2 separate regions of the Homo sapiens genome follow, and region 1 is linked to region 2. A link is an interaction called in ENCODE POLR2A ChIA-PET data of the cell type or tissue named here. Cell type or tissue: PC-9. All regions are shown on one strand. Region 1 has its middle 87 kb from the start of MIR10522. Region 2 overlaps MYO10 (myosin X).

Region 1 (2,500 bases), 170 kb before region 2:
GGGAGTGGGAGTCATACTAGTCCCTTAGGCAAACAACAATGGAAGAAGCAGCCCCAATCTGCCTACTCATCATGATCGTAAATCACGCTTCCAGACACCTGCCTGGACGGCAGCCCGAGAGAAACTGTGGCATGGGAGTTGCCCTTGCATTGAGTAGGCTGGTTTATCTCTAAGGGCGTGCACAGAGCTACAAGGTTGGAAGGAAAGGGTTATTGTGGCTAGTTCAAGGATTCTTACTCTCCCTCTGGCGAGCCAGCCGGACACACGCTAAGTGCTGATTGTAGTCAGTTCTAAATAGAGCAGCAAGCACACCCTTTCATATCTCCAAGATATTCAAATTCCCACCCAGCAAGAACTAATATTTTTACAAGGTAGAGATCCACTGGCCAAGGAGCGGCAGCTTTTAAACTACTCCACAGTCACTTATTCCCCAGAAAAGACATATTAGAAAAAGATAAACAGAAAGAGATCTTTCAGGGACTCCAATTTTTCTTGTTGATAAAATGAAGTTGTCTTTCCTAAATCCAAGCTTGCACAGGTGTGTGTATCAGCAATTCCAAAAGCTCAGCCATCCTCGATTGGCTGCCCCAAATGACCTGAATCCATCTTATTTTCCTCACACTATTGATTCTCAAGAAAAAGGCCTCAGGGTGGGGATAGGATACCCATACCCATCAGGCGAGATGATTTGTGAGACATGTTCAATTTACAGTTATCCACTCCAGATAGGTGTGGTCTATCCTTCCAACCGAGTGTTCCGGAACAGAAAAGAAATTAGAACTACTAGGTTTAGGGCTGGATAGGTGGCTCACACCTGTAATCCCAGTACTTTGGAAGGCTTAGGCAGAAGGATTGCTTGAGCTCAGGAGTTCAAGACCAGCCTGAGCAACACACTGAGACTCCATCACTATATTAAAAAAAAAAAAAAAAAAAAAAATTCATGGCCTGGCGCAGTGGCTCACACCTGTAATCCCAGCACTTTGGGAGGCAGAGGCAGGTGGATCACAAGGTTAGAAGATCGAGACCATCCTGGCTAACACAGTGAAACTCCGTCTCTACTAAAAATACAAAAAATTAGCCGGGCACGATGGCAGGCGCCTGTAGTCCCAGCTACTCGGGAGGCTGAGGCAGGAGAATTGCGTGAATCAGGGAGGCGGAGCTTCAGTGAGCCAAGATCGAGCCACTACACTCTAGCCTGGGTGACAGAGCGGGACTCCATCTCAAAAAAACAAAAAAAATTAAATTTAAAAAATTATTTTAAAAGAACTATAGCGTCTGTGTCGACGAAGAGAGTCGAACTGTGTAAAATATTTGAAGAGCCAAAAACGAGTGATCCTGCCTGTGACACAGCCCTCAGGATGTCCTGAGAACATGTATCTACCCAAAGTGGCCAGGGTGCAGTTTGGTTTTATCCATTCTAGGGAGGCATGAGACATCAATCAAATGCATTTAAGAAATACATGAAATACATTGGTTTGGTCCAGAAAGGCGGAACAACTCAAAGTGGGGGCTTCCAGGCTATTGGTGAATTTTAACATTTTCTGATTGACAATTGGTTGAGTTTGTCTAGTCCTGGGATAGATAGAAAGGGAATGTTCAGGTTAAGATAAAGATTGTGGAAACCAAAGTTATATTGAAGTCTTACAGTGGCTGCCCTTAGAGATAATAGATGACAAATGTTTCCTATTCAGACCTTAATTAATCTTTTTAGGATTGGGAGGGTCTAGAAGAAAAAGATCTAGCTATGTTAATAGCAATTCTTTACAGACGCAAATTTTCCCCCACAAAGAACAGCTTTGCAGGGTCATTTCAAAATATGACAAAGAAACATGTTTTGGGGTAAAATATTTTTATTTTCTTCTTTGTCTCGTAATGTTATGCCAGAGTCAGGTTGGGAAGCAAATCATGATATATAGGGTCAAATAAAACCCATCTGATGAGAATTTATGTTCGTAGGGCATGACTGGACCCCTTAGATAGGAATTTGGGCAAGAAAAAAAAAATCAGAGTTTAGTCTTCAGTCCCCACTCTTGGCCGAAAAGCATTCCATAGCATGCATATACAGGCCAAACAGCAACAGGTCCCACAGTGCTAGGAAGGCTCATTCCTAGAGTTATCTGATTTGGTCATTTGGCGAGGTCTCTCAGTGCTAGGAAGGCTCATTCCTGGAGTAGTCTGGTTGGTGGTAACAGTTTTAAAATATTAGCGATTTGGATCATGGGGGAGAGGACACGGTCTGACCTGATATAATAGCCAATTGTTTAAGGGGTGAGATGAAGTCAGGCCTAGGGTTTAGTCTGGAAAAAAAAAAAAAAAAAAAAAAATCTGGCAACAGATCCATTTTGTGAGCTATCATGATCTGGGTCTTCAGTTGTGCCTTTTTCCTTTTGCTGTATCTGGCGTAACATTTACAGGAGCTATATAATGCTAATACAGTGACAAATATCATAAAGATAGCAAAGATTAGGCATCCAATAAGATTATGAGTCAGAGAGCAGTA
Region 2 (2,500 bases):
TACTGCTGATTGTGCCTTCTGAGTCCTGAGATTACTCTGCTTGTAGTTTCCTTCCTTCCATGAGGCTTAAGAAGGAGAGAAGGACTCCATTTTTCAGAGAGCAGAAGCGAGGCCAGGAGTGTTGAGGCGGAGAGGGCAGGAGCTGGGGCTGTCGTCTGCAGTCCGGTTGAGGAGCAGCATGCTGGCTTCCCAGGGGAGCTCCTGCCCTGCTCCTCCCTGCCCCCGCCCTGCTGTGCGGCAGGGCCCCCCTTGCATTAAGGCTTTACCACTGGGGGTTTTGCAAGTTTATTGCACGCATGTCCTTGCTTCTAGCCAGGAGTTTGGCTTTTTACCAGGTGGCAGAGTGTGTGTGTGTGTGTGTGTGTGTGTGTGTGTGTGTGTGTGTGTGTGTGTTGTGGTGTTGGGGAGGGGGCGGCTTACATCATGGCCAGAGTATTTGGGAAGGATGGATGGGGTGGGAGGGAGATGGATGGATGGGGATGCTGGAATCCACCCCTAGGAAATTCCTTTGGGTGTCTCAGTGTCCTGCTGGGGAAGGAGCTCTTGTTGGGTTGAGCCTGTTGGGTGTTCTTACCATTGGTCCTCAGGAGGTGAGAGGCTTCCTGGGAACGAGATAGGGGAAGCAGAGGGCCTTTGTTCTGGTCTAGATGGGGCGTGTCATCCAGGGGTAGTGGAGAAGCTGATGAGGAGCCAGTAGGAACTAGGAGGAACTTTCCTTCCTTGGCTTCGGGCCTCAGAGCCTCCGGTGAGCTGCCTCACCAGGACATGGCTGTATTTGATGGACAGACCTCAGACGTCAGCCTCCTGGGCTCGGCCCATTCTCCATTCACTGCAGCAGGGTCTTCACTGCAGCCCCCCTGCCACTGCTTTGTCCCACCCCTTGATTCCCCTGAGGGAGATCTTGGGAATTTCCAAATTTTGAGTGACTGAAGGCCTTTCAAACTGAGAAAGAATTAAAAATGGATCCTTCAAAATGACTTGTCTACTGTGTGGTTCTTTTAAAACATAATTTGAAAAGAGTATACTGCATTGTAAAACAGTAATTTTGCCCACATTTTATTGGTAAGGGTGGAGGTGATTTTAGTCCTTAGTGGTTTGTAGAGCTTGGCGGGTTAGTCTGAGACTGTTTTTTCTTGTGCTGGACAAAGGTGAATGTCTTCATTGTTTCATTGTGTAGAGCTGTTAATAGTTTATGGAGGGTGATTAAGTAGCGCTGCATAAGCCAATTTACAGTGTGTCTTAGTCTACACTGGCACTTGGCTAATTTGCAGAAAATTGGACCTTTCAACATGGGGCTTCCTCCCTCTACTCCGTGGGGGCTTCTCCTATTCATCCCTCAGCAGTCTGGCTTCCCCTCCAACACCGCAGGCTCCAGTCCTCTGTGTATCCCCACATTAGTCCTCCTGGTGTCAAGTTTCAATGATCTGTTTGCACTTCATCCCCATTGGACTGCAGGCATCTGGGAATGAGGCGTGTCCCTTACTAATCTTTGCGCTGGATCTCTGGCACAGTATCTGTGTTGTTAAATGCGTCAGTGGCCACCTCTGCTTTCCATGAAGCATTTCTGATTATCCACTCACCTTCTTTCTCAGAGTTAGCCTCTTTAATCCCCACAGTTCCTGGGAGGTAGATTGTATTTGCTTTTCCTCTACATTCGATGAGGAAATGAAGGCCCGTGGAGGTTCATTTGTCCAAGGCCACATGGCTAAGATGTGGTAAAGCCAGGGTTCCTGTCCAGGCGGTTTGGCCCCCTGGATAGAGCCATTATCAAAAACCACTATCCTTCGGTCTAGCCAGGAAAAAAAACTTCAGACAGCCCACAGAGGAGGGATGTTTCACAGAATACCTGACCAGCATTTCTCAAAACCGTCAAGGCTATCAAAGAAGGAGCATGACGATTACATCCAATGTCCCAGAAGGGGTCCTGGGACGGAAAAAGGACATTAGGTGGAAACTGGAGAACTCTGAATGAAGTGTGGCATTGAGTTCATGGTAAGGTGCCAGTGTCGGTTCCTTAGTGTGATAAATGTCCACATTATGTAAGATATAAGAACAGGAACCAGAGTGAGAGGTGTACAGGGACTCCCTGTATTATCTTTGCAACTTGTCTGGAAAATCTAAAACTATTCTAAAATGAAAAGTTTACTTAACAACTTAATGACAATGCCACCACTAAGCCCACTGCACTCCACTGCCTGGCTGGCTTGTCACACACTCTGGGTACCCTCACTCCTCGCTGCCTGGTGCCCACCCACTGCTGGGGAGAGGCTGTGTCCTCGGAGAAGAGTCCCCTCCAATTTCAGCACGTAACAGTGACGGAGGGATATAACTAGGGCTAGTCACAGGGCCATCAGAAGTGCTGCCCCCACTTATTTATTTATTTATTTATGTTTTTAGCAGTGTAGTCTGTTCCAAAGTCTCTGTTGAACCCAACAGGAGGTGTAATATGGAGAGAAATGAAAATGAATTTTGCTGTAGGAGGGAAATAATTTTCTTTTTT

The links. ChIA-PET counts read pairs that join two places held together with the same protein. Peaks named below come from ENCODE experiments on the same cell type or tissue, not always from the same donor. Only the 100,000 strongest peaks of a DNase experiment are listed, where the experiment ranks them.
Region 1: POLR2A ChIA-PET joins it to region 2 with 16 read pairs; 4 of 35 experiments call an interaction of 5 or more read pairs at or near these places.

Annotation. Positions count from the first base shown.
Region 1 is chr5:17,067,795-17,070,294 of GRCh38, reverse strand. No RefSeq gene overlaps it. Among named protein-coding and RNA genes, the nearest start is that of MIR10522, 87 kb to the left of the region's middle. In PC-9, no CTCF peak of the experiment used is centred here; no DNase peak of the experiment used is centred here.
Region 2 is chr5:16,893,647-16,896,146 of GRCh38, reverse strand. All of the region lies in intron 1 of MYO10 (myosin X), which reads left to right. Among named protein-coding and RNA genes, the nearest start is that of MYO10, 41 kb to the left of the region's middle. In PC-9, no CTCF peak of the experiment used is centred here; a DNase peak (open chromatin) is centred at 1,546; H3K4me3 peaks cover 1,390 bases; H3K27ac peaks cover 2,500 bases.